2 separate regions of the Homo sapiens genome follow, and region 2 is linked to region 1. Evidence: chromatin loops called from intact Hi-C (ENCODE). Cell type or tissue: heart left ventricle. All regions are shown on one strand. Each heading gives the region's core, and the rest is flanking DNA. Links, peaks and the distances in the headings are about the cores only. Region 1 has its middle 34 kb from the start of OVAAL. Region 2 has its middle 17 kb from the start of OVAAL.

Region 1 (15,178 bases), core at 4,490-12,489:
CTATTAGTTTCAATTTCTCTGAAAGAGAATTTGATTGGCCCAGGTAATCTTTTCATGCTAGGACCTCATTAGATGGGTCGCCTTGGGTCAGGCACATACCCCCAAGTCTAATCCAAAGTTACCTTTATGCAAAGAACATCCTAGCATTAATTCCCTGGGAACGAGCTGAGAGCAGTGCACTTCATGATGGAAGGCAAAGTTTCTCATGGCTGACACCTCCAGCGCTTAGCTGTGGAACATATAGAGGAAGTTCCTACCACTGCCTGGGAAATTAGGAAAGGCCTCATCATGGCTGTGACATTTGAGAAGGCCTTAAAGGATAGTAGGTATTATGTGTGATTTGTGTGGCAATTTCAAAATGTTGCAGCATTATTCCAAACCTAGGATTTGCATTCAGTTATTGCTTGTTCACTTTTTTCCTTTTCTAAATCATGAGTCACTTTCATTCTTAGGAAACTCCACACCTGAAGGAACTGGAACTTTCTCCTTTCTTCTCTCTTTTCTGTCTTTCTCTTCTCCTCTCTCTCTCTTTTCACCCTCTCTGTCTCTGTTTTTCTTTTTCTGTCTCTCTCATTTTGTGTGGACATTAAACAAAGTCTAGAATAATATTCCCTAATTCTTTCATTTATTCACTCAATATTCAGTGCCTACTATATGCTAGAGCATTTTATAGTTTATAAAATGCATTTTATAGATCATTTTGTTTAGGCCTTATCACAAGCCTATTAAGCAGTTATTATTATAAAATACATTTAATTCAAACAACCGAGGCTTAAGGGGGTTAAGTAATTGATCCAAAATCAAATTGGAAGTATAGTGGGAGAGGGGAGATTTGAACCTAAGCGGAATCTCTAAAACCTATATACTTTTCACTATACCACACTGGGATGACTCACAAATCACAGAAAAACATGACATTAGATCTGATATGATTAATTGAACAACATCAGCAATTTGCCATTAAATGCTACCGATTAACATCTGTCATATTCTTGCTGAGCATTTTCCTAAACTGAGGGTTCAGGTTACGTAACTAAAACGAGTAATCTTCCAAAATAAGTCTGTGAGTTTGAAAAAGTTCTCCAATTAAATTAAGTTTATTTTTTAACAAGTTAATTTTTTAAATGAGAAATAGAAAATTCTTTCTCTCTGGCATTTGTTCTTTGCTTCTGCCCTTAGAAGCCTATCCTGTGTATGTAATATTTATTAATATATAACAATGCTACCTTTTACAGTATGTACAGTCCATTCCCCATTGGTAAGCTTCTTATGTTTGCATTTGGATAGCTCAGCTAGTTTGACTGTATGACTAAGAAATCAGTTGAATTTTTTGGAGTGACTTTATTTTTGCACCCCCATTCCCTTTCAGATTCGAAAGTAACAGATGCTTATTGTATAAAAGGCAAACCATACAGATGTCTTAGAAAGTAAAAAGCCCTGGCAATTCCACCCTCAGACATAACAGTTATTAATAATGTGGTGCATAGTGTTTCAAATTCCTTCTACTCAAATACTAACACATACTATATTTACACATATTTTTACATAAATGGGATCTGCCATACGTACTATTTGGCAATTTCTGTTTGTTTGTTTGTTTGTTTTTGACTTAACATCTTATCTTTGTCAGTACCTATAGATTGATCTCAGCTTTCAGATGGCCTTTGATAAAGCAAAACATCCATTTCACAGAAAGAGAATGCATTTCAAATGTTTTGCCAATGCACGCCTTAATTAAAGCAAAGTCAAGGTGAGAAAGTGGGAATGCTGCTATGTATTGTACCCATTGTCACTCCTGAAAAAAAAAGTAGGTTAACAGTTGCTACTACTAAACAGTACATTGTTGTAACTAACTCAGCCCTTGAAAAAAAACTTGACAATTACATCCACTTTTTGAATTCGCAGCCAATGGACAAGAGCTGAAAGGAGGTATGTTTTGGAAACTATCCTCTCCTGGAGTTGCCTTCAGGTCGTGAATTGTAAGGCTTTGAGGCATTTTCATCAGCTTGCCGTTTACTAGAAACACACTTCCCAACACCTCAGCGCTGATCTGTTAAAGCCTCTCATTTAGTAAGAAACACAAGACAGATGATTCAGTGTGCTGGGTAATTCATTAACCCGTCAAGGGCTTTTTTTCCTGAGCCTGGGATAACAGACAGAAAAAGGAATGTAATCCTTAACGAGCAATAAAGGGCACTGCTGGAGGGATGGGAACACACACAGACAAGACACGAGATGGACTCTCCTTTTCCATCTGGAACAACCAGTTGTCTCTGAACTTACACAGATTTTTACCATAGATTGATCCTGCCTGGCAGCAAAATAATTTTTTTTTTCCCAGCTGTCTTGGAAATGGGAAGTGACATGTTTGGTAGACCACACTCACAGAAGGCCATATGTCTGGTATCTCAGGGCTTGGACTGTCCATAAAGAACCAAGGAAGCTGGCCAAGCCCTGCCAGTATTTCACAGGACACCAAAGAGAATATATGTTCTCAGGTTGAGCCACAAAAATCAACATTAGTCCATGGACTATCTAAAATTTGGCCTGCTGGAACCCAAGTCACAGACCTCAGAAAACTGACTCTGCTATCTTCTTTTTCATTGCTTTTATGTAACTTCTGGACTTATTAAAGAATGCCGAGCCTAGATTTACTGGAAACAAATGTTTTGTGATAAGGTTCTCTACTATTTTCTAACACTTTTTCCTCTCTTCATATTATTTCTGTATCCCGTGAGATATTTTGATATCCAACTATGATTCCTGGTTTGGGAATCTCCCCTTTTTCAACTGAAAAGTTGAATAGTGCTAAACATTTAGAAGCAGATTCTCCCCCTTTCCCCCCAGATTTTGTGTTTGTTGTCATTAACACAAGATCCAACAAGAAGATTGCTGGAAGATTCATATACTCTTTCACGGTGATACACTATGGGAGTAATAAAGTAGGCTTTGGAAGGAAAAAAGGAGGATAATTGAAATTTCTTAAGTTATTTGCAGAACTGTCAATTTTTCAATGATCTTATTCTCACTGATGATGTTTATATTAATAATTATTAGGGTGACCAAATGTTCTAGTTTGCCCAGGAGTAGTCCTGGTTTATGCCTGTGGTTCCAGCATGATAATTAATTGCATCTACTTTCTCTCTCAAAAGTGTTCTGGTTTGGCTGCTAAATAATATGGTCACTCCATCAATCATAGAAGACAGTATTCTGCCATCACAGTGGCAGCAGAGTCATATATTAAATAATGAGAGTTTTCTGTCAAAATTTTAAGTGTACATATAATTCATCCTATAAATCTTCTTTCTATGAATCTATTCTACAGAAATTCTCATGTTATAAACAGAAGACACACACACACACACACACAGAGGGAGGGAGAGAGAAAGAGAGGAATGCTTAGTGAAAACTGGAAAACATCTAAATGTTTATCAATAGGAGATTAATTAAATGCAGTGGAATTCAATGTAACTATTATAAAAGAAGGTGGTAGATCTCTATGTGTTGGTGACATGGTAAAATGTTCAAGACATTTTTAAGTTAAAAAAGCAGGTTGTGGAAATAGGTGGCAGTGCTTGCCATAGCTGGCTCAGGAAAGCCTTTAGCTCCTCCCATAATTTCCTCCAGCCCCCATCCCCACAAAATATGCCAAATCAATTCAATCTAAAATACTAACGGCTTACTATGAAAAGGCAGCTTCTCTCCTAGCCTTCTCATTTAACTAGATGTCTCCCCTGAGCCTCTCCAATATAGAAATTCTGGAGATGCCACGGTCTATATTACAATCTTCTTGTATAATACATACGTATATTGGAAAGAGATTCACAAAGTTGTTGACTATAATTACTTCTGGGGAGTGACTGTTATTCCCTCTGTACTTTTATTTTAATCTATAAGTATACAGCACTTATACTTTTTTTTTGAGATGGAGTCTCGCTCTGTCACCCAGACTGGAGTGCAGTGGTGTGATCTCGGCTCACTATAACCTCTGCCTCCCAGGTTCAAGCGATTCTCGTGCCTCAGCCTCCCAAGTATCTGGGATTACAGCTGTGCGCCACCACGCCCGACTAATTTTTGTATTTTTAGTAGAGACAGGGTTTTGCCATGTTGGCCAGACTGGTCTCGAACTCCTGACCTCAGGTGATCCATCTGCCTCAGCTTCCCAAAGTGCTAGGATTGCAGGCGTGAGCCACCACCATGCCCAGCCTAGCACTTATGCTTTTAAAAATGAACTTAAAAGGAATACACCTATAGTCAGTTTGCTATACAAAAAATAAATTTGGCCAGCCGTGGTGGCTCACGCCTGTAATACCAACACTTTGGGAGGCCGAGGCGGGTGGATCACGAGGTCAGGAGTTCGAGACCAGCCTGACCAACATGGTGAAACCCCATCTCTACTAAAAATACAAAAATTAGCTGGGCGTGGTGGCGCACACCTGTAATCCCAGCTACTCTGGAGGCTGAGGCAGGAGAATCACTTGAACCCGGGAGGTGGAGGTTACAGTGAGCCGAGATCGTGCCATTGCACTCCAGCTTGGGCAACAAGAGTGAAACTCCATCTCAAAAAAAAAAAAAAAAAAAAAAGAAATATATATATATACATATATATACACATAATATAATATATTTTAGGTGCATTTTGGGCATCTGGAAATGCTTTATTTAGAGTTAAAGAATAGACAGCCAGATCTCTGGCATTTTTCCTATAAATATGCTTTAGAGTGGATGTGGCATGCTCTGTAGTTATCTCCCAATTATCAGGCTAATTGAGGAAAGGAATAGCTTGGGGAAATAAAGTTGAAATGTAGCTTTTCGTTTCTAACTTTTTCACAATCATTTTAACCGGATCAGTTAAACAGATACATTAATTGTTTCCTCTGAGTCTTTTTGGAATTAGATTATAAAACATTAACTACTTAAAAATGAATGATTTTCACTTTTTTTTCCTTGCATTTCTCTGATCCATCTTCTAGGACTAATGTGAATCCAAAAGTCTAGGAGCAGAGAACTGAAGATTTGAAGAAGCTTAACTGTGAAATGAACAGGTCATAGTGTACCATTTCCATTTTCAAGGGTTATAAAATGTTGTTTGCACTTAGTTTTGATTTTAGAGTTAAATGAGAAACAAAAGAAAAATAAGCTAATGTAAAAACATAAAAATCTAGAGTTGGAATGCTCCAAAGTAGAGGAGAGTTCATCTCCCTCTCCTCTCCTGCACCTCACTTAGCCACTTGGTTAACTAATTATCCTTGAAGCCTTTCCTCCAGGGTCACCTGTGCCTCCCCGCCTCACAGCTTCCCGCCTCTCCACCCACCCAATTCCCACCTGTGCCTCAGTCCTGGCAGGAGGACTTCAACACTTCCTTGTCCCTGTTCTTCTATCTTCTCTTATAGGACTTAATTGATTGTATTACTGTTTGCTCCATCATTTGCACCTGTGCCCATTGCCACCCACTAACTGAATTTCAGCTTCTTTTAGAGCAGGGACTGAGCCATATTCATACTAGAAACCTCAGTGCCTAGCATAATACTCGGTACATGGTAGATACTTGTAAACGTTTAATGCATGTAACTGAGAAAGAGAGAGACAGAGAGAGTGAGAGAGCACCCCAAGAGCAAGAGAGCACCCCAAACTCTGCTTTATAGAAAGAAAGAAAGCCTCTAAGCCATTTTAAATGTCCCCCAGGGAAGGGATTTCCTTGGACAGGTAAAGCCTGGTTTTGAACTGGCTCGCTGGCTGGAGTTCAGAGCGTGTCTGCATTTCTTCCCCTGTTGGGTATTGGTTTGAAGTGTTTTTGTAACTGCCACACGTTGCAGTTTCCCTAACCTTTTTTCTGGGAAATCAGAATAGATCTTCAGGACTAATGGGGTGAGATAATGTGTATTCTGTGTACACCTATTGTTATTTGTTGGCTTAGCTGTGCACAACATTCTGGATAAGCTGGCTTAGGAGATGCAGTGACTCATGTCATTTTCTCCGTAACCAGGGGTGACCTAGAGCACTTCAGGCTGGAGGAAATTGGTTTCTCGCACTCTAGCTTTGTAGCTCCCACTGCAGATGAGTCTAGGCACCATCTCGGCATCCATCAACATGACTGAATTAGTTACTGCTCTATCTGATATTAATGGTGATGGCGCCTGGCTGCAGGAAACCCTTCCTGCTTGGCTAAAAGAGGTTGTGACCTACTTGCACATAGATTTAATGCGAGCGGGAAAATCTGCATTCGACTATAGCTTTGATATCACCAATTAGAGACACTAACATTAATTGGGCAACCTCTTTTAAAACTCAGTGAGTATGAAGCTATTAGCTACTCATTCAAATGTTGTGAATGAGTTTAATATTTATTAGCTCTGTTTCTAACATCCAGCTGAGATCTTCCTGGGAAGTAAGTAGGCATTTGGATGGAGGGTGGGAAGTGGGAGACTGTAGGAGAGAGAGAGAAGTGATTTGGGAGCACAGACTTGGTTACTAAAGACCACAGACTTGGCACTGCAGAGAGGACTGCAGGGACTCAGAGGCTGTCCCGAGCACTTGGAGAATGTGTTGAGTATTCGAGAAGTGTTCAGGAAAGAATTCTGAAAGGGAGACTCAGAGGGCCCTAAACTGTGTATAAAGTGGTCCCTTATTGCGTGTGCAGTCCCCTAGTCTAGGAAGATGAGAGTAGTCAGATGATCTAGAGTGAAACTTGCAGAAAACACTAGTGCAGATAAGAGCCACATGGGTGAAACTGTGAGGGCCTCATAATTTTTAAAAGAATGTAGTTTTTTCAAAAATTATTTTCAGAAGTAATACATATGCAGAAAATTTGGAAAATATAAAAAAAGCACAAAGGTCCCAACACATCAACAAAACCAGAAGAAGGCTGGGCACAGTGGCTCACGCCTGTAATCCCAATACTTTGGGAGGCTGAGGCAGGCGGATCACCTGAGGTCCGGAGTTCGAGACATGCCTGTCCAACATGGTGAAACCTTGTCTCTACTAAAAATACAAAAATTAGCCCAGCATGGTGGCGGGCGCCTGTAATCCCAGCTACTCGGGAGGCTGAGGCAAGAGAATCACTTGAAACCGGAGAATCGCTCTGGGAGGCGGAGGTTGCAGTGAGCCAAGAGCGTGCCACTGCACTCCAGCCTGGGTGACAGAACAAGACCCTGTCTCAAAAACAAAAACAAAAACAAAAAACAGAAGTAATTCCAACCCCCAGAGGTAACAAGCCTTACCATTTTTGGCAGCACGAGCTTTTGTCTGTCCATACTTAATGCATGTGCAGACCTTTTGTAGACTGCAACTCTATCTCCAGCACACACTGTCCTGCAGTCTAGGCCTAGCATATCTTGAAACGTGCCAGTAAGCTGGCTGTGAGCAATTTTTTTCTATCTTTCTGTTCCGTACACCCTGTCCTTCCCACCCTCCTTCACTGCCCTGCTGCAGGGAGGTAGATCTCTCAGAGACTGATCACTATAAACTGATCCTGCTCACCCAGGGGCCTCTTTGTTCATTGACAGGGTACAAGGGCTCAGCTTAAAACAATGACAAGTCTCTGCTTTGTACATTACTTTGCATATATTTTCTTTCTAAGTACAAGGAGCTTTTAAGTAAGCATGTAAGATAAAACAAAATAGATTGATTAATGTAATCCACAGCCTAACATTCAGGGCATCCCGTTTGTGAAACTAAACCATGTAATCACAGCCTGGGGTAACAAAGCCGAGTCTGCACACAGAGGAAAAAGCTGAGATATACCAAAGGAGATACGCTAACAGCATGCGCAAGGCCTCTGCTCTATGCCTTCTTTTCCTAGCCCATCTCTTGTGTTTTGTGCTGTTGATACCGGCCAGTGGGGCCATAAGTGTTGAGCCTGAATATTTCTCCATTGGGCCCTATCTCTCCTTCCCTACTACCACTGCCTTAATTTAGCCGCTGGTCTCTCATGTGGATTACTGCAAAACCCTCCTACCTTGTCTTTCTGTTCCCAGTCTTGCCCCCTTCAACTCCATCTTTACCATTTGCAGTTCAGTGAACTTTCTAAATAGCTGTCTGTTCCCATTACCCATCACTGTGTAACAAGTCACCCCAAATTTTAGTAACATAAAACAACCACCATTTCATTATGCTTGCAGATTCTGTGGGGCAGGAATTCAGACAGGGCATAGCAGGGTTGGTTTTTCTCTGCCCCATGATATCTAGAGCTGAGATGACTTGAATGGCTGGGAGTGGAACAGCTGGAGTTAGAAGAGGTACTCCTTACATTTTTCTTTATGCACATGTCCTGCCACCTGGCCTGCAATGCTGAAGGATGGGTTCAGCTGGCACTGACCTATGTGTGTCCTCCCCAATATCATGTCCTCAGGGTAGTCATACTTCTTTCATGGTGGCCTGATGCTTCAAATGCTAGTGTCCCCAGGGATCAAGGTGGAAGCTTCACGCCTTTTAGGACCCTGCTTCATAAGTCACAACCTTCATTCCCACTGTATTCCACTGGTCAAAGCAGTCACAAGCCTGCACCAATTCAAGGGAAGGGAACATAAACGCCACCTCTTGATAGAAAAAATGTCAAACATTGTGTAGCTATGTTTTATTTATTTGTTTATTTTATTTTATTTTTTGATACAGTGTTCCTCTCTGTTACCCAGGCTGGAGTGCAGTGGCACAAGCACAGCTTACTGCAGCCTTGACCTCCCTGGCTCAAGTGATCCTCTAACCTCAGCCTCCTGAGTAGCTAGGACTACAGGCACATGGCACCATGCCTGGCTAATTTTTAAATTTTTTGTAGAAACCGTAGGGTCTCTCTATGTTGTCCAAGCTGGTCTTGAACTCCTGGGTTTAAGCAATCTTCCTGTCTCGCCCTCCCAAATTGTTGGGATTACGGTGTGAGCCACTGCACCTGGCCATAGCTATGTTTTACAATCACCCGTCTATCTATAGTCTGTATTTATATAAGCATAACAAATTTTTGAAAGATACACATCAAACTGTTATAGTTGAAAGGTGGAAGGAGAATTTTCTCTCCTTATTCTCTATACTTCCAAAGGAGAAAAGAAAAAAAACTATTGGAATTATGAATGATTTTCATTTTTTAAAGAAAATTGCTTCCTCTATTTTCTCAACTCTTCAAAGACTAAGAATACTAAGGTAGGTCCTACACTGGCACATTCTAAAAAATTTGCTAGACCAATTTTTAATAGAATTGCTAGACCCCCTAGCTATGTTCAGGGCACACAAAGAGATTGTGAACTGGGCTTTGTCAATATAAGCCCATTACCCACCTTAGGCTATGGAAGAGAGGCTAGAAACATCCTTTGGGGGCTTAAGAAGCCAGATCAAGGTCTTCTTTATAGACAATGGTCCTGGTGCACTGTTCCAAACCCACCCTACTCCTGCCATAGGAAACACCACCTCCCTTTAAGCCAAGTGAGGAGGTTTCACAAGAGTCATTTGGAGTGAGTCCTTGATCTGTGTCTCCTGGAGTTTGAGAGACACAGGACTGACTTTCACCAGAGGAAGCCTAAAGGTGAAAGTCTAGAAGGGCCTGCCCTGCAACAGAATAAAGAGAGAAGACTCATTGGCAGGGAGCTGCACTTTTATTGACGGGTGGGCCATGGAATGAGGGGACCCATTCACAGTCCATGTCAAAAGGGACACTGCCCTGGAAAACCACCTGCAGGGTGAAGCTACCTGGCAGGAGGGCACTCTAGCCAGGGGTCCCTAGTAGAAGGATCTCCAAGGTGCGAATGGCACACCATATGACAACTGTGTCAGTCACATAAATCTGAGTAATTTGCCCCTAATCCATCCCCAGAGGCCTAAGGAAAGAGCAGCTAGTGGGTAGAAGAGGGAAAAAGCTGACTGTGCACCCTTCCTTCACTGCAAGCTTCCAAGACTAAAGCAAGCCTAGCCAGACGGATGAGAAGTTTTTCAATGAATAAAATATTGAAGGTGTAATATTACACTTCACACAATTTTTGCAGTACTCAAATGAGAGCATTTTTGTGACAGAATGGGATCAGAAAAGCAAGGATTTTATCCTAGAATGGATTTTTCTGAAGCAATAGGAAAGAATAAATAAAAAGGTCATGTCATGAATGTCCAGGACACACTATAGGTCTAAGAAAACATTCTTAGACCTATAGTCTTAGACCTATAGTGTGGCCCGGACATTCAATACCATCTGTTACACTTTTTTTGTGCTTTTCTGATTTTCCAAATTTTGTTTGGAACACATATTGCTTGTTATTATTCAACTGCACATCTGATCATATCACTTCTGTGCTTAAACCTCTCTGATGTCTTTGCATTGCCCTCATGATCAAAGCTAATTTAAAAACCTGGCTTACAAGGCTCTTCATGATCCAGCCCCTGCCTACCTCTCTATTCACTTTTTCCAGCTTCCTGTGAGCCACATACACTCTGTAGTCCAGCTATATGGACATAAATGTTCTAAATGCATCATGATCTTCTGTGTCTCTCCTCAGTTCAGGTTATTCTTTCTTTACTTTAATTTTTTTTTTTTTTGAGACAGGATCTCATTCTGTCTCCCAGGCTCAAGCGTAGTGGCATAATCATAGCTTACAGCAGCCTCAACCTCCTGGGCTCAAGCAATCCTCCCAGCTCAGCCTCCCAAAGTGGTAGGATTACAGGTGTGAGCCACAGCACTTGGCTGATTCTTTTGGTTTGAAATATCCATCACCCTCACCTCTTATCCGAGGAGCTGGCTTTGATTCACCCTTCAGCTCAGGCACCACCACCTTTGCAGGCCAAACCTCAGTTGGAGAGCTCCTTTAGCTGAGAGATTGGGCTTTCTAGTTGGCACTTCCAGTGCCTCTAACCAGGTAACACAGCAGGCATTCTGCTTCCAATCCCATAAACAAACTAACACACAAATAATGGTTGGTGCCCAATGTTCAGTAACCAAGGAAAGTCAGGGAAGGCCAAGAAGCATTCTTTGATCATCTGACCGGAGATGGGCAAAGGTGCTAAGTTTTCTGTGTGGAAGCAAGGCAGAGAGTACTAGGGAAGGCTTTGGAGAGAAAAGGATGCTGGAGTATGTCCTCTGCCCAAACAGTGGCCACTTTTACTTGAAATCTGAAAGGCTCCATTCTTGGGATTGATCATTGCTCTGTTTTAATTTGGCCTCAGTATATCTACTCTTTAGATTTCTGACTTGTTGATCTTTCTTCTGAGCCCTGCAGGGATTTGATCATATTTGAGGTAATAGATGTGGGGTGCTAAGGAATCTCCTGGATGTGAACAAATGATCCAAAAGTCAAGTATGTTGAGAAAATGGAATTGTACAGAATTTTAGTAACTGGTGATTTTGTTTAGAAGTTTATGCCACGCTTGGATCACATTCTTCTTTTTGCATTTCAATATAATGAAACACATTGGTGTTTTTATGTTTTGTTTGTTTTGTTTTACTGCAAGCCATTATTTCCTGATTAAATAGGAGGTTGTTACCTAGTCCAGAATCAGCTTCTGAAGTTACAGACTTCAACTCTAACTTAATCTAGACCTGCCTCTTGGAATTTCTTCACTGTTACTGTGATAGGCAGCCACAGAGTTCTCAGATTCTTGGATTGAAAGGAGTATAACACTTTATATTTGTGAAATTCTAACAGGTTTACAAACATTCTTGAGTTTTAAAGCATATTACATAATCTGAATTTCACAAAAACTTATAAACTTATTATCATCATTTTAAAGATTTTATACCAGGAGTTCAAGACCAGCCTCACAACATAGCAAGACCACACCTCTACCAAACAAAAAAGAAGATTTTATAGATGAAAGTGAGTGAAAGTGAGGTCAGGGTGGTGGCTCATGCCTGTAATCCCAGCACTTTAAGAGGTCAAGGCAGGAGGATCACTGCCAGAAGTTCGAGACTAGCCTGGCCAAAACAGTGAGACCCCATCTCTTAAAAAACAGAAAGAATGGCTGAGCACGGTGGCTCATGCCTGTAATCCCAGCACTCTGGGAGGCCAAGGCAGGTGGATCATGAGGCAAGAGATCGAGACCATCCTGGCTAACATGGTGAAACCCTGTCTCTACTAAGATTACAAAAAATTAGCCGGGCCTGGTGGCGGGTGCCTGTAGTCCCAGCTACTTGGGAGGCTAAGGCAGATGAATCACTCAAACACGGGAGGCGGAGGTTGCAGTGAGCCAAGATGGCGCCACTGCACTCCAGCTTGGGGGACAGAGTGAGACTCTGTCAAAAAAAAAAAAAAAAAAACAGAAAAGAAAAGAAAGAGAGAGAATCAGAAAGGTTAGGAGATTTGTCTGAGGTTACAGAGTTAATTAGTGCCAAGTCTAAGACTTTGCTAACTTTGCTAACACCATAGCTTTCTCTATCTTGGTTAGTACATGTCAATATGATAAGGTCATTAATAACAGACTTCATAGTTGCTTGTGGTTGAGAGTTCAGAATAAAATCAACAATGACCATATCTCCTAAATGACTGTTTCAAAACCCTTTACAAGGCAGCCAGGCCCACGTGAAGTATCTAAGAAAGGATAAATTATATCAGTAAGTGTTAGAAATGTAAAATGTTTGTTCTTTGGTGCCACAAGGAAAAATCAGCATTTAGACAAAAAGTTGTCTTAGCAAGGCAATTTTTACTTTCTGCAGAAAGGGTGTCCCTTGCAGATGGGACAATGGCAAGGGCACACACAGAATAAACAGACACCAGAATATTTATTACTTACACGTGAGGTCCTTATTGCTGTGTCCTGTCTCCATTGGCTGGAGCCAGACCTCATGAAACCTGACTGGCTAATAATTTAAAACTTTTAAAAATAGGTAGAAAAGTAATAATATTCCTAAGTAAGGAAGGGACACAGGCTGTGAGCTGGGACATGCCTATGAGCGTGTCCAACACAAATATTTTGGTTAAGGTTCAAGGACATAGAATGTACTATGCCTGTGAGCATGTCTAACAGCTACATAGGATAGGGCTTAACAAAGAGTTATTAGCATAAAGCAAGGAGGCTTGAAGGAAGTTAGTCTTTAAAAGAAACTATTATTTCTAACACTTAAGATTTATTTTTAAACTTTGAAGAGGAAACTTTTTACTTTCTACAGTAAGTCACTTCATGTGTTGTTTTTCTTGAAGCCAGCTGAATTGTTGGTTCAAATCATTCTGAAGATGAAGTCAAAAGCATGCCCTGGATCTTTAATAATGAGTCACATTCCCTTTCTTTCCCTTGGCAGAAAAACTTGGCCATTGACATATTGAAAAGAGAGTTATACGTTCTTAGAGGGCTTCTTCTGTCTCCTGGGGTACATTTGCAGGACAAGTTAAGGAGAATTTTCATTATGGAAAATTTGACATTAATTCATTTACTCTAGTTATGCATTCTTGTTTTTATGTATTTAAAAAGAAAAAACATTTCCTCTGAATAAATGGAACAATAATATGGCTTGTTAAATGTAACTGACAGGATTCGAGCTCCTGTTCTATCAATTACTGAGCCTTAGTTTCCTCATCTATCAAAGTGGAACACTAACACTCACAGGGGTTATGAAAATTTTTTGTTGCTTGCTCTGCATCTATTCCCCAAATTTCCATCTGGAGATCCTTCTCCCCTAGTCTCTATCCTTCTGGTCTAGTTAAGGCTCCTCCACCTCCCTCCAGGAATGGAGGCCGGACACAGTGGCTCACGCCAGTAATCCCAGCACTTTGGGAAGCCAAGGCAGGAGGATTACTTGAGCCCAGGAGTTTGACACCAGTCTGGGCAACATGGTGAAACCCCACCTCTACAATAAATACAAAAATTAGTCGGGCATGGTGGAGTGCACCTGTAGTCCCAGCTACCCTGGGGGCTGAGGTGGGAGGATCCCTTGAGCCCAGGAGGTCAAGGCTGCAGTAAGCTGTGATTGCACCACTGCATTCCAGCCTGGGCAACAGAGAAAAAAAAAAAAGTCTAAAAAAAATAGTAAGAAGAAGAATGCAGACCATGACTCAGGACAGACTCTTCAAAGCCCCTGGCCATGAGGCCAATTCAGAGATGAGTATGTGATGCTGTCTAATTAGAGTACATCTGAGCACTCAGGAGGAAGCTGAGTGCCACTCCTGAGTGCTGCTTTCTACTTCCTGCTGAAATGGAGATGCTGGAAGACTGTCTGGCTGGAGCAGCTCCAGCCACCTGCCCCCACGGGGAACCTGAGAACAAAGCCAACACACAAAGGAAGGTGGATCCATGCCAGGAGATGGAGGGAGTCAAGGTTCTGATAATGTTGTTTGAGTCCAGTCATGTATGAAGGCAGCCCTGTTCCTGAGCTTCCCAGTTTTGTAAACCAATAAATGCTCTTTGCGTTTACACCTATTTGGTTTAGGTCTATCAAGAGGATCCTAAATGATATTCTACCTAAATTTAAGAATTAAAGAAAATAATGTAAAGTGCTCAGCAAAATACCTGGTATAGTAAGTGCTCAGTAAAGGTTAGCTTAATTGTGCCTATTATGGAGTTTAGTTCAGAAAAGAGAGGACTCCATAATTATTGTGAATATCAAGTGAACTCCTTCAGGCATGGCAAAGAGCCAGTCTTATTGGTAGGTTGAATCTCACGAGATACGAAATAAGCAATTTCAAGAAGTCTTTCCTATCCTTAACACCTCTCTGCCTCCTTGGCACTGAGAGCCCCAGATGTCAAAAATTGTCATCAATCCCTTTGTTTTCAGACATTTAAAGAGGAGTTTCTCTTTTAGCTATAGCACCTGCACGAATGAGTCCATGAGCTCCATTCCTGAGGGCGGATTTTGAGAGTGGCCTATAGAGATAGCAGAGTCCCCTGGCTGCCCTGAGAGATGAAGAGAGACACAGCCACAGAAGAGGTGACGGACGGAAACTCCTGCCATCTTCCTATGCAGTTTTGGCCTGGCTGTCCTTGCCAGGCACCCTCAAGAAGCTCCAGCCTCAGATTTTAAAAGCTGTGTAACTTTTTGAACTCAAAGAAAGATCTTTGGCTAAAATGGCCCCCCAAAACCTTTGTTAAACAAGCACAGTATGTAACCCAGTCCTCTTCTTCTGCCCGGGCATCCCCCAGATACTGCCCTTTGCAGTAGAAGCAGCCCAAGGTGTCGGGGCCCATGACAAGGGAATCAAAACTTTTCTCTTGTCAGGTGTGTGTGAGGAGGTACCTTGGTCATCTGTGATTCTTGCCTTGCCAAGCAGATGGCTGGAGA
Region 2 (15,178 bases), core at 2,940-10,939, 50 kb after region 1:
ATGAAAAGAAAACCTGGCTGATAATTGAAGCCGCTGAACCACAAGCGGGTGAAAGAAGTAAAAGGCTCTGTGGGCTGCTGCCCCACTTGGGAGATTGGGGGAGGAGGGCAGGAGGAGTTGAAAGTGGATGGACAGAGACTTGGGTGAGGCCCTGGCTCCACTGTGTCCCAGATGGATCATGTGGGAAGCCCTTTGGTTGCGTGACACTGTTGTAGGCACCCTGTGGATTTTACATCACCCAAAGCTATAAATGGTTTGCACGAGGGGAAAAAAAAAAAAGAATTACAGGTCTCCCACAGCCCACAAAAATATGCTCCACCTAAAAAGAAGCCCATAATTTGGCTGCATCCAGCCGGGTTAGACAAAATTGGAGCCAAGGTTGCCCTGGATTGTCCTGAGAGGTGGCCTAGCATTAGCAGGAACGAAAGAAATGTGAAATTGCTCACAATGGACTAGATTTTCTTCATAGGCAAAGCTCTAATAGTTACACAGCGAGACCCTTGGCATCAGCCAGGTTAGGTCTACTAGCTACATTAAAATCACTCCAAGCTATTATTTATAATTTCATACCATCTCACATTTGCAAATTGCCTAGTGACTAATTGAGGCAGTTTCTTACAACAATTCTGAGCGTGAGGTTCAGATTTTAACCCTTCTTTTACTAAGACACAAATAAATTGAGACAAATAATATACATCAACCATAAAAATACCTGAACAGTCTATTCATTTTGGCCATGGCCTGAGTTCTGTGACTTGGCCTGCTCTTGGGTGACCAAATGTTCCAGTTTGCCTGGGACCAAGGTGTTTCCTGGGATGTGGGACTTACAGTGCTAAAACCCAGACAGTACTGGGAAAACTGAGGCAATTGGTCACCTTAAACCCTGTGCATGGCACTAATACTTGGCAATTTCTATCTGCATATCTTAAATGAATATGGGTCTATATTTTTTTATCCTAATCTGTCTTATATGGCTGTGTTTAAGAAGGCAGAGCCTGAAACTGGGTTTTTTGCTGCCTTAAAATCCCTTAGGCCGGGCGCAGTGGTTCATGCCTGTAATCCCAGCACTTTGGGAGGCTGAGGCGGGTGGATCACCTAAGGTCAGGAGTTTGACACCAGCCTGGCCAACGTGGTGAAACCCCTTTTCTACTAAAAATACAAAAATTCCCCAGGCATGGTGGCACACGTCTGTAATCCCAGCTACTCGGGAGGCTGAGGCAGGAGAATCGCTTGAACCCGGGAGGCGGAGGTTGCAGTGAGCCGAGATCACACAACTGCACTCCAGGCTGGGTGACAGAGCAAGACTCCACCTCAAAAAAAAATCCCTTAAAAATAGTATTTACTAGTTGATTGTTTGTTGTTGCTTCATTTGAGGGTATTCAGATGCCTGCTACTGACCTCTGAAATGCTTTTGGTACTGTGTGTCAACAAAATGGCTTGAAGAAAAATGCAAGTAAGAGAATATGATTCTATTTTTATATTAAGTAATCCAACCTGGATACCATTCTCTGTCTCCTAGAATACCTTAGCCAAAAGTCACACTTTATATCTGAGATATTTTCTTTGACAGAAAAACGTTTAAACTTATACAATTCAGATGGCCACCAGTATAGATATAAAGAAACAATTTACCTCTGGCCAAGAAACCCCTTGAGTCAAAATCGTTTCCAGCTGGAATCGCAGACTATTTTATCACTAGCCAAGAGGAGATGAAAGGGCCATGCATGCCAACATTGTTATTAGTGGGATGCCATCAATTGGATAAAGCTTTCATTAGCATTACAGGATTGAAAATCCAAAAGGGTCTCAGTGAGGCAGTCACTGGAAAGGCCTAGTGGTGTGAGGCCTCAGGTCAATGGGCAAGCAGGCTCCAAACACACAGCAGGTAACAGTGAAAAAATCAGAGTGGGCTTTATCTGCAGAATTCTATTCTTAACACACTCATTCCATTGCCCTCTGGTGGGAGATAGCATGACCTATTTAAAGAAGGTTGGGGAAGCAGAGAGGGTGCACAGAAGCAATGGCACAGATGCAGAACTGGGTTGAGGGGCAGGCAGGACAGCTGCCTTAGGAGTCAATTTCTAAAGACCACTTTTAAGAATTAAGTAGATGGCCAGGCCCGGTGGTTCATGCCTGTCATCCCAGCACTTTGGGAGGCCGAGGCAGGTGGATCACTTGAGGTCAGGAGTTCAAGACCACCCTGGCCAACATGGTGAAATCCTGTCTGTACTAAAGTTACAAGAATTAGCTGGGCGTGGTGGTGCACACCTGTGGTCCCAGCTGCTCAGGAGGCTGAGGCAGAAGAATCGCTTGAACCTGGCAGATGGCAGATGGTGGCTGTAGTGAGCCGAGATCGCACCACTGCACTCCAGCCTGGAAACAGAGCAAGACTCCGTTTCAGAAAAAGAAAAAAAAAATTAGCTGGGCATGGTGGCGGGTGCCTGTAATCCCAGCTACCTGGGAGGCTGAGGCAAGAGAATCGCTTGAACCTAGGAGGCGGACATTGCAGTAAGCAGAGATCACGCCACTGCACTGCAGCCTGGGCAACAGAGCAAGACTCTGTCTCAAAAAAAAAAAAGAATAAAGTAGAAATACAGTGCCAGCTAAGTCCAATACAAGACTCCATATATAACTGGAAAAAATGCAAATTGGCCTTACTTCAGTGAAGTAGACCATGTGCTTCAGTGAAAATAAGACAACACCTTTCCCCACTGTCACCCCTCACCAGCACTAAGTCAATTGGAAAGGCACTTAATTCTTAACCCAACTGGGATCCCCATATTTCTTAATCTGCTGTATAGAAAATCCTAGAGTATTTCTCATGCCAGGTGCATGCTGGTTAAGAGTGCCCTGCCTCCACTTCTGGGTACCAGGTTGTCTTGCTTGAAACCTGTTCTCTGAAGCATTCAGATGGAAACAGTGTGGTATAACACTGTGGGCCTTGAGAAAGGTGCTTAAAAGTTATGACAGCCTATCTATCATATGTCTAGAGGTGACTAAGGTCATTCTGCAGCATCTTTTTTCTCTCTTGTATAGTCCCTGCCTGGTTAGTCAGCTGTGGCTGCGCACAAGCATCTGTTACCTTGGGGGAAGGGGTAATATAGGTCTTTTTATGATCTGCCAAAGCCAATCAATGATACTTTTAGCTCAAATATCTTTATTTATTTATTTTTTGTTTGTTTGTTTGGTTTGAGACAGGGTCTTGCTCTGTCACCCAGGCTGGAGTGCAGTGGTATGATCATGGTTCACTGCAGCCTCAACCTCCCAGGCTCAAGCAATCCTCCCATCTCAGCCTCCCAAGCAGCTGACACTATAAGCACACACTACCATACCTGGCTAAGTTTTAAAATTTTTTGTAGAGATGGGGGTCTCACTATGTTGCCCAGGCTGGTCTCAAACTCCTGCAGCCAAACAATCCTCCTGCTTTGGTCTCCCAAATCACTGGGATTACAGGCGTGAGCCACTGCGGCCCAGCTGAAAAATCTTTGGATCTCAGCACAAAGCCCGGGTAACCAGCTCCAAATCTTCCTTCTGTCCTGGTGAGTCTCTCTTTGGGGGTTATATAGAAAAAATAAACTGTTTTTCCCTATACTCATGCTCACTACAGAGCACTTCTGACGCCAGATGTGTGGGATTTTTTTCCCAACACCTATTCCTCACTTCTCAGAAGACACCAACCAGGTGTTCCACAAGTCAACTCAATTCTGACACTATCTACCTGAAGTTAGCATCTGATCTCACAAGCTAAGGGCATGATTTCATGAGACTGCCCCCTACCCTAGATGTCAACTGCAAGTGGTGAGTCCCCAGTTTACCCACAACTTTGCCTGACTTGGCTCCAGATCAGAGGTTCCCAGGACCCTCTCCACAGGTTTGACCGTTTGCTATTGCAGCTTGCAGAACTCAGGAGAACAGTTTCCTTACTAGATTACCAGTTTATTAGGACATATTAAAGAATACAAACAAACAACCACATGAAGAGACACATAGGGCAAGGTCTGGAAGGGTCTTGAGCATAGGAATCTTCTGTCTCCATGAACGAGTTCTGCCACCCTCTCAGTATGTGGGTGCAGTCTCGCTCACGAACACCAAAGCTCTCCAAACCCCATACTTTAGGGATTTGTATGGAGGCTTCATTAGGTAGGCATTACTAACTCAATCTCTAGCTCCTCTCCCCTCCCTGAAGGACAAAGGATGGGACTAAAAGTTTCCAGTGTCTACTCATGGGGCCCCAGAGGGCAGAGACCAAATATGTATTTCTCTCTCTGTTTTTTTGTTTTGTTTTGTTTTTTGTTTTGTTGTTGTTGTTGTTGTTTGTTTAGACAGGGTCTTGCTTTGTCACCAGGCTGGAGTGCAGTGGCACAACCATGGCCCACTACAACCTTGACCTCCAGGGTTCAATCAATCCTCTCACCTCAGCCTCCCAAGTAGCTGGGACTACAGGAGTGTACCACCATGCCCAGCTAATTTTTGTACTTTTTGTAGAGACAGTTTTTGCTATGTTGCCCAGTCCAGTCATGAACTCCTGGGTTCAAGCAATCCTCCCGCCTCTGCCACTCAAAGTGCTGGGATTACAGGCATGAGCCACTGTGCCCAGCCCAAATATGTATTTCTTACACGTCACAGGAATATTCTTTCCTCAGAGGGACTGGTTCATCCCTACCACAGCAGATCCAAAAGTATTGTCTGAGACCTGGCTCTGACAAACCCAGTCGGCTCCATTTCCCTGGAACCTTGGCAGTGCTCTGGTGAACGTGTGGCATAGGCAGGAAGCCCCTCGGCATGTAGCTGCCCTGGCTGGGCACTGAGAGTGTGAACAAACCTCAGAGTCAGGCCAGGAGTCCATCACAGCAGGGACCTGAGCTGGCAAGGACGTTGCTGCAGAGTAAACAAGTTCTGTTGGATTGTGCAGTGCCAGCTTTTGACAGCCCTGATTGACTGGCTTGGGTCATTTGCCTGCCCTGAACTAATGACAATGGTCAGAATGATGGTGTACTCAGATTGGCCAATCTGGGTCAGCATATTTCCCACTGGAGCCAGAAGAGGGATGGGGTACTGTGATTGACAACCTCACCAGGGCCTGAGGGGGTGAGGAGGGATATATTCCTAAAGAAAAGAGGGAGCGTGTCATTAAAATAAAAGGGGAACTGCCGGCCAGGGGCGGTGGCTCATGCCTGTAATCCCAGCACTTTGGGAGGCCGAGGCGGGCGGATTACCTGAGGTCAGGAGTTTGAGACCAGCCTGACCAACATGGAGAAACCCCGTCTCTACTAAAAATACAAAATTAGGCAGGTGTGGTGGTGCATGACTGTAATCCCAGCTACTCGGGAGGCTGAGGCTGGAGAATCGGTTGAACCCGGGAGGCAGAGGTTGCGGTGAGCCGAGATCACACCATTGCATTCCAGCCTGGGCAAAAAGAGCACAACTCCGTCTCAAAAAAAAAAAAAAGTAAAAGAGGAACTACCATTTCTTGGTGAACTATTCTTTCAATGCTTTCTCATTGCCTATGCAAGTCCAGTGTTTCTGCAAGATTCCCATTTCTTGCAGCAAGTGGAAGACTGACAAAGGGTTGCTGTATTTCTTCCTGCTCCAAGAAAAAGATTAACATTATTTTACTACAACCCACTTGGAACATTGCTCTGTTGAACTGTTAGTGGGAATACAACCTAGCTTTTCTTTACAAATATGGTTGAGTTACAAAATAATATGATGGACTAAAATAGAAAGGACACCAAATTCCTTTATGCTTCTCAAAATCAGGTGATTAATGGAAAAGACATCTGAGGAGAATATGGGAAGAAAATGGCATCATTCCCACGGCACAGAAAGGGGTCTTCTTCCAGGGGGCCAGGTGCAGTCACTATTTTATTAATTTTTATAAAATCCCAGAGTAGGGAGGGAAAAGATAAATATAGAAGTATGATTCTTCCTCTCCCTCTCCCTCTCCCCCTCCTCCCCCTCCCCTCTTCTTCTCTCCCCCTTTTTCTCCCTCCTCCCTCCTCCCCTCTTCTTCTCCCTCTCCCCCTCCTCCTCTCCCTCTCTCTCTCAATCCATTTCAGAAATTCAGGAACTGAGGCCAAGGTGGCACCGAGGAGTGTTCTTGGTTGCTATGGATATGTTCAGCATCTGACATTTTTTCTGAGTGGGGCCTGGGAGAGAGGAGATGTCTCTGATGCCTGAGTCATTAAGGGAATGTAGGTACTTTAGTCTTCTTCAGAGTGCCGTCTGAGAATAGACATGGCTGCATACTCTTCATCCACTTCTATTTGTCCAGTAGATTCAGAGAAACAGTGCTCAGCCACGTTGTAGATAATTTAAGTTTGTTTTCATCCTCCCTATTCCCAGGGCCCTCTGCTGTCTCTAGTTTTTGCCAGCAAGGGAAGGAAGAACGTGATCTTAGTCCTTTCTGCATTAGGGTGAATAAGCTGCAGTCATAGCCAAGAATTTTAACACTGTAAACTGAGCTCTAGATGTGGAAAAGAAAGACCTCACCCGTTTGGGTAGAATTTTAGGTAAAGAAAGAGGGAGGGGAAATATTTTGGGAGCAGAGACAGCCCTTCCCAAGCCTCCCACAATCACACCATGCCTATTCCTAAAAAGCACTGTTAAGAGAATCTTGTCATTTTAGGGCATGTGAACTCCAGAGAAAACAGTAATTTCTATTTTTTTCTCTCTACACGTTTTCTCTGTTTCCAGAGGAAAGACTAGCCAAAGACTAGCCCTGCTCTGCTGGAGACAGGATAGCACATTCCAAGAAGCAACGGGGGTGTAACATGGCCTGGATGGCACCCAGCGAGCAGAGGTGGAATCCTGCAGCCTGTGTCTCGGTTGGATCTCTCTCCTCTTCCCCCAGTTCTTGACAGAGCACTGGCCTGTCTCACTTTACAGCCCTCTCTTTCCCCCAGACTCCAGGATACAGAATTCACTTTCACCAGAAACTCTCACCACCTCCAGCCCCGGTAATGTTCACCTCTGGTCCAGGTTTCAATCGCCCCTCATGGCCTCCCTTGCTATCAGTATTCAATCCGTTGCCCATGGCCTACCAATCTTGAGTTTCTACTGCCAAAAACTTTTGGTCAGCAACCTTTTTTGTTTTTTTGTTTTTGGCATGAGAGCTAATTCAGTAAAGTAGAGAAAAAAACAGGAGACACTGCCATATGCCCACCCCCCATATCCATAATTATGAAGTTTTTGCTACATTATTTGATCTATCCTCCCTTTTTTGTTTATTTTTTATTTGCTGAGCTCCTTTCAAGCAAATTCCAGACCTTATATTATTTCACCTCTGAATCTCTCAAAATATTTTTTTTGAAAACAAAATAAGTAAATAACCACAATGCCATTATCACACCTAACAAAAGTAACCACAGTGCTTTGGTATTATGGCTACCCAGTCTGTAATTAAGGTTCCCCGATTGTCTCTAAAATGTCTTCTTATAGTTGCTTTGTTTGACTCAGGACCCAAACAAGGTCCCCACATTACATTTTGGCTATCATTAAGCATCCCTGATTTGTTTCATTTTGAGGTATATTTTCATTTTTAAAAAAGCAATCTGAATAGCATATAGAGGCAGTATTTGATTAGAATGCTTGGGGGCGGGAGGGTTGCTGTTATTGTTGTTTGTTTTTCGATGAAATGAGACCTGGTAGGCTGGGTGTGGCACGGGTGAAGAGGGGCATTGAGATACTGGCGTCTGAAGAGACAAGTGGCACTGCATCTGTCTTCAGACCACAGACAAAAATAACAACTATAGCTAGCACGTAGTCAGTGCTGAATATGCGCCAGGCATTGTTCTAAGTGCTTCGTGTGTAATTATCTCATTTTAAAAAGATAAATTCATTGGGAGATTTTCAGGGGCTGGTGAAAGTGCGTTCTTTTTTGGTTGAGGGGAGGTTATCTAAATGGGTCAGAGTTTGTGAGTGTGTCAGGCCAGGGAGCATTAGCTGATGCAAAATACTCTACAAGGTGGCTGAACTGTCTCCTCAACTTCCAAATAGAAGTCACGTCGAGGAAATGTTTTTGCTGTCACCAGGTCTCAGGAGGTGAGTGTAGTCCTGGTGACCTTTGAATCCTTTGCCCTGGACGGATCTTATGTCTTCTCTTTCTCACCTCCACTCCCATCCTGTGTCTTAAGTTGTATGTGCAGAGTCCCAAAATGTCCCATCTCTGGCAGCAGCCTCTGTGATTCATCACCGGTGGTGGCGGCTGAAGGCTGCCTGGAATTGCTTAGCCTGGCAAGGTTTTCTTAATGTTCCTGTGAATCAGTGGGGTTATTATTCATCGACTATAATAATTTTGGTTTCTTACCCATGAAATGGGATCACAGGGGATATTGCAAAGCTTGGAGGGATATGTTTTGTTAAATATTGCATTCTTAAGATACTCTGAGGTCAGACCTCAAAAAAATAAGGAGTAGACAGTGAAGCCAAAACTGCAGCTGAAGGACTCTAGGTAGAGGCACCACGGGAGATGGGCCTAAGCACAGGGAAACCTCTGAGCTCCAGGTGAGTCAGAGTGAGGGGCTCACAGGGGAACTTAACTACTGGGACACTGTCAAGATAAAGTCAGGGGCAGGCCAAGATTGGTGCTGGGAAAGCCTGGGCTGGACCCTAGAATCTAGTCCATGAAACCGAAGTAGAGTTGATACAGTCCAAGGTTCGGTACCTGCTTAAATCAGAATCCCAGGTATATATATATAACCAAAGGGTATATCTGTGAACAAGCTGGCAAAATATGTCAGGAAGATAAGGCATAAAATTGGGATGGCACCAGTCAGCATAGACCCATTAAAATTCTTTTCCATCTGTCCCCTGCTGAAGACCAGAGGACCTGACACTGTTAGCAGGCCTACTTCTTTTCTTTCCTTCTTTCCTTCTTTCCTCCTTCCTTTCTTTCTTTCTTTCTTTCTTTCTTTCTTTCTTTCTTTCTTTCTTTCTTTCTTTCTTTCGTTCGTTCGTTCTGTTGTTTCTTTCGACAGAGTCTCACTCTGTTACCCAGGCTGGAGTGCAGTGGTGCGATCTTGGCTCACTGCAACCTCCGCCTCCCAGGTTCAAGCGATTCTCCTGCCTCAGCCTCCCGAGTAGCTGGGATTACAGGCGCATGCCACCAGGCCTGACTAATTTTTGTATTTTTAGTAGAGATAGGGTCTCACCATGTTGGCCAGGCTGTATATGTACTTTAAAGGCGCTGCTCTCTGAGCCCAGTGTCTTCCCCATAGGCCTGCCCTGCAGGCCCTTTCCCAACCTACCTCCTCTTGCTGTCAGTGTCCACAGAGCTGAACATTGCTGCTTGGCCAGGTGGATGAGTATGAGGGAAGAACTGCTTATCCTGGCCAGTCCCTGGGCATTTTTCTTAACTGAGAAATAAAACAAGGAGCCATTGTTCAGGCAAAATATTTGGGTGTAAGCTTCCAGCTCTTGTTGTAGCCCTAGTTACTTTATCCATTAAGATCTTTAGAAAAAAAAATACATTTTTAAGATCCATAAATGCCAACATCTTCTTTTCTGCCTTAGGGACACAAATCTATATCGAGATCCACAACCAAAATAAGTAGGAATTTAAATCGAATGGGCTTGCACACCTAATGACCCCCTTCAGTGGTAGAAATATTTAATGATAGCTTAGTTTGTGGAAAACCCCAGCGACCAGGTTCCAAACAGTCTCAGCTGGGAAACCCAAGTCTTTTTCATTTGGAAATTCTCGATGATAGGTTTTCAAAGCAGCTGATAAAACAGTTAATTATAGTGAGGTGTTTGGCTTCTCTGTAACATACACTTTCAACTGGTCTATGATTGGAGCTTCTTGTCATGTACTCTGAGCAGGGCCAACTAATGCTACCGTACTTTTTTTTTCCTTTGGGGGAGAGGCTTCTTAAATTACTACATAAGTAGAACTTCAGATAAAAATGCGACGTCTAGCATGAGAGCATTCAATAGAGCCCCTCCAATCTCCGCTATCGCTTCTTTTTCTCTGGTGCATTTCACTTTAGTTATGCTGGGGTTGTACAAGCCTGGCACAAGCTCAGCACAAACCCACTAGATCTTTCCTCTTGATCAGTAGCTCTCAAATTTTAGGGAACACCAGAACCCTCCAGTGAAAGATTGCTGGGCCTTCCAGAGTTTCAGATGGGACCTGAAAATGTGTATTTCCAACAGGTTCCCAGATCATGTTAATGCACTTTGTCTTGACAGGGAATCACATTTTGAGAACTATCACTCTAGCTGTTCCTTCTGCCTGAAGCTCCTTCTCCATAAATCTGCTTGACTCACTCCTTCACCTCTTTCAAGCCTTTCTTACATGTTACCATATCAGTGAAGCCCAGCTTGACCACCCTATTTTATATTGCCACCTAATATCTCAAACTCCTGGTGCTTTGGATCACCCTACCCTACTGTAGTATGTCTTTTCTATTGTACTCATAACCTTCTAACATTCTGTATAATTTATTTATTATGTTTAGTGGCAGTCTCACCCACTAGCACGTAAGCTCCTCAACCTTTTAATTTGTCCACTAATGCATCCCTAGCACTTAGAGTAGTGCCTGGCACGTAGTAGGTGCTCACTGAATATTTTCTGCATGCATGATTCAATGCTTAATGTTCCTGTAAATTACAAGGGGAAAAATTCTAATTTCTTCACAGGCTTCAAAAGAGACTTTTTTTCCTGCCTGTGTTCCTATTTTCATGCTAACCCCTTTATATAAAATGTCTCCTCTCAATTGCTTCTCCTTAAATCTATTTATTCTTTAAGTCAGATCATTCTCTTTTAATTCCTTTCTTCTTCGATGGTAGCTCAGCTGCTTCTAACCATTCTCATTGGTTTCCTAGGTGTCATTTTGGGATCCCTGGTTATAAAGTCTCTGAGCACAGAGATCATGTTCTGAATAAATGGCCAAATAGTAGGATCTGAATAAATGCATGTTAGGTAATTGAACATTCTTTTCATAGTACTATAAAGAGTGTTTCATAAAAGAATGGCTATTATATTCACAAATAAAAAATTGACAATTTGCAAGATCCCTTCACATTAAATTCTTTTCATCTTCATAAGAACTCTTTAGGCTAGGTAGGAAAGGTATTACACTCATGTTATTTCTGGGTAAAGTAAATTTAGGTTAAATTTAGATAACAGCCACTTCATCAAGATTAAATGACAAAAGTCATGGAAGTTTCTGGCACAAAGCTGGAACTCAAGATAGGTTAGTTTTCCTTCTCTAAGAGATCTTAGAAAAGGCTTTTAGATAAATGCATATATATTGTGTGTGTTCTTACAATGTGCGAAGAGCTTATAACAGATCTTCAATTCTGTGTCTGAATCTGAAGCTACAATTCTGTGAAGTATTGTTTAGTCTTATTTACTAACAAAGTTAACAGATTCAGAAAAGTTAAGTAACTTGCACAAAGTCACCCTAGCAAATGATGGAGTCAGAATTTGAACTCAGCTCCAAAAGCATGATTTTTTTCACTTCTGTAGTGCATAATGCCTCCTTGATGGCATGGAACTCATGTCTTTTGATTCACAGTCTGAGACTCTTCTGTGTACACCAACCGCTAATTGTTATGCTAACCCTGTGCTAATTGCCTGAAAAATATTAATACTGATTCTCTTGATTCTGCTACAGGGCAGTGAGTCAATAACTCCTGCAAGATATTTTTTCTCCTTTGGCTTTTACATACACAGAATCATAAAAAGTTAGAGCTGAAAAGGACATCAGAAGTCATTGGTCCTACCCTTTTGTTTCAAGAATCAGAAAAATAAGGTCCAAAAAGTATAAATGGCTTGCTTAAAATCAAAGCTGGGGACGAGGGAAACCAAGGTATGTTTTGCTCTCTGTGCAGACTTTATTTTGTGGAGTGCTTTTGTGGCAGCTTTTGCATCAAGCTGGACATCTGGGTTTGCGGTTGCATGTAAAGCTGCTTGGCAATGCTGGTGTTGTCAGGTAGCAATGGAAGCCTGGTCCCTTCCTCCTCTGGTGGCTGCGGCTGTTGCTCCTCCAGTTTCCTGTCATAATCACTGCATGATGGTGCATTGACCCGTATCTGCATCACAGAACAGTTCCCATGCCTGGAGAAATAATGGATAGAAGCAGCCAAGACACAAACACTTGATGCAGCACCCAGAGGACCAAGCTCAGAGGGACGGAAGGTAGCAAGGGACACACCAAACACTGGCTGAGAATCTGACCAGCTCCTGTCTGCAGTAAGAGGCTGATGTACTATTGGTGTGTGCAGGATGTAAGATCGCAGGTATGCTCCTTCCATTTGCTAGAAGTGGACGGGGGCATGGAATCCTGTCCATTGTGGACCACAGTGCTTAGGGCATTTCTGTTAACCAGATTATACAACGCTGACTGTTCTAGAGGCTGATATTTGACCTCAACCTTTGTGGAGAAATTGAAACGGAGGTAGTGGGGCGTCTCTCAGAGCAAGTCTTGGTGTTAGGAACAGGGCAAATGCCTAATTAGCCAAAAATCTGGCTCTTCTGCCTACTCAGGTTTAGAATCCTGGAAAGGCTTCTGGCAAATTCCTTGAACGGTTCTCTAATTGATTGTAACTTTAATACTGAGTGTAATCTTGGGAGCAGTTTTAAAAGCAGTACTTGCTTCACCCCTCCCATCTCATCAGCACTTCTGTATAACCTTGATCATGTCAATAAAATGGGGTTTAAAAGCAGCTGCTTCTCTTCACTGTAATATATCAATATTTCAGTTTGGAGCCTTGGGGCTTTTCAGACATCACCAATGCACAGAGTAGAAGCTCAACAAATATTTTTAAAATAACTTTGAAAACTACTTCCTCATTTGAAATGAAAGCTGATCAAAAGTATGAACTTTTTTTTTTTTTTTTTTGAGACAGGGTCTCGCTCAAAGATTGGAGTGCAGTGGCATGATCTTGGCTTACTACAACCTCTGCCTCCTGGGCTCAAGCAATCCTCCTACCTCAGCCTCCCAGGTAGCTGGATCTACAAGCATGTGCAACCATGCCTAGATCATTTTTGTATATAGAGACGGGATGGAGTTTCACCATGTTGCCCAGGCTGGTCTCAAACTCCTGAGCCCAAGTGATCTGCCTGCCTTGGCCTCCCAAAGTGCTGAACCTTTTTATTTTTTTTAATCCTGTGAAAGGAAAATAAATGTTGGGACCCCCAAATCGCTAAGCCAAAGGGAAAAGCCAAGCTGGGAGCTGCTTAGGGCAAACCTGCCTCCCATGCTATTCCTTAAAAAGATAGCTACTAAGACTTAAAAAAAAGCGACATACCTTCCTTACAATTTGATCACAAGGAAATTCCTTGTGGACAAAGGACAGATAGACTCAAAGTCATCCCTCTGCTCACGTGAGACAAATGCATATCTGATTGTCTCCTTTGCGCTATTGTTTCACTAAGCCAGACTAAAGTGTAGTGACTATTCCTATAAATCATGTATTCAGAGAAAGGCTAATCAGAAACTAAAAAGAATGCAACCATTTGTCTTTTATCTGCCTATGACCTGGAAGGCTCCTCCCTGCTTTGAGTTGTCCCACCTTTCCTGACCGAACCAATGTTCATCTTACATATGTTGATTGATGTCTCATGTCTCCCTAAAATATATAAAACCAAGCTGTCCCCTGACCACTTTGGGCACATGTTGTTAGGACCTCCTGAGGCTGTGTCACAGGTGTGTCCTTAACCTTGGCAAGATAAACTTTCTTTTTTTGTTGTTTTTTTTTTGAGACGGAGTCGCACTCTGTCGCCTAGGCTGGAGTGCAGTGGCGCGATCTTGGCTCACTGCAACCTCCGCCTCCCGGGTTCAAGCAATTTTCCTGCCTCAGCCTCCCAAGTAGCTGGAACTACAGGAGTCCGCCACCATGCCTGGCTAATTTTTGTATTTTTAGTAGAGACAGGGTTTCACCGTATTGGCCAGGCTGATCTCGAACTCCTGACCTTGTGATCTGCCAGCCTCGGCCTCCCAGAGTGCTGGGATTACAGGCATGAGCCACCATGCCCAGACAAGATAAACTTTCTAAATTGATTGAGACTTATTTCAGATACCCTTGGTTTACAATCCTTTAAAAGTTCATCTCTTGGCTGGGCACAGTGGCTCACACCTGTAATCCCACACTATGGAAGGCCAAGGCAGGAGTACTGCTTGAGCTCAAGAGTTCGAGACCAGCCTGGGCAACATGGCAAAACCCTGTCTCTACAAAAATATACAAAAATTATCCAGGCATGTCGGTGCATGCTTATAGTCCCAGCTACTTGGGAGGCTGAGGTGGGAGGGTCACTTGAGCTCAGGAGGTTGAGGCTGCAGTGAGCAGTACCACTGCACTCCAACCTGGGCAACAGAGCAAGACCCTGTCTCAAAAAAAAAAAAAAGGTTCATTTCTTGTGCTCACTTATGCAAAACCCTTTGCTCAGTGCTGAGCATATAATAGTCCATGCATATTTGATGGCTAAATGAATAAATTACAGGAACAGAGGAAGTAGGCATGATTTACAGCCCTGTTCTTATGGGTTTGTATTCCCTTGCTGTGTTCTCCCTCCCCACCTCAGGAACTCAAACCATTACACGCGTATTCAATGCACACCCTCTGCCATCCACCCCAGGCCCTGGCACCAGTGAGGGCCACCTGAGTACTTTTTCTGTGCGGATTCACCCAGGGGTAGAACCCTGCCAAATAATTACTTTCTAGGAACCATACGACTCTGTTCTGTTTCTGTAATGCAGCCAGAGTGATGTGCCAACATGTGCAAAGATGGATCTCACTCGTTCATGACACTGTATCAGAAAAATCTACCATCGGGCTGTTTGCCCATTAATTAAATTGCCTGGTGAGCATGGAAGGGTGGGGAAAGGATCTGGGCAAGCTGTTTATTCCCGTGTTTAAGTGAATTTTTATTAAACTTTGAAAGGGAATTGTGATTTTTTTTCTTCCCTGAGTTAAAACCATTTTATGAGCACACACAGGAAAATAATGTGATTCTGTGATTTCCTTTTTCTATTGAATTATTTGTACTGCTATTTGTTGTTTGGCTGTCTTCATTAAACAATGATCTTCCTGCAAAATAAAAGCTGGATTTTATTTCGGCATGATTGGAGGAAAGAGCACTGACCAAAGAATCAGAAAGCCTGCCCCTTCAGAGCCATTTGAGGTTTAAACATTGATTTAACCTTCCCAAGCCAAGGTGTCTGTTCTGAAA

Evidence for each region. Hi-C counts contacts between places; a loop is a spot of excess contacts. Peaks named below come from ENCODE experiments on the same cell type or tissue, not always from the same donor. Only the 100,000 strongest peaks of a DNase experiment are listed, where the experiment ranks them.
Region 2: it touches region 1 in a loop (2.4-fold over the local background); 7 of 110 quality-filtered maps call a loop at or near these places.

Annotation. Positions count from the first base shown.
Region 1 is chr1:180,585,755-180,600,932 of GRCh38, reverse strand. No RefSeq gene overlaps it. Among named protein-coding and RNA genes, the nearest start is that of OVAAL, 34 kb to the right of the region's middle. RefSeq lists a silencer at 14,834-15,017. In heart left ventricle, for the core only: no CTCF peak of the experiment used is centred there; no DNase peak of the experiment used is centred there; H3K27ac peaks cover 1,064 bases.
Region 2 is chr1:180,533,944-180,549,121 of GRCh38, reverse strand. No RefSeq gene overlaps it. Among named protein-coding and RNA genes, the nearest start is that of OVAAL, 17 kb to the left of the region's middle. In heart left ventricle, for the core only: no CTCF peak of the experiment used is centred there; no DNase peak of the experiment used is centred there; H3K27ac peaks cover 5,943 bases.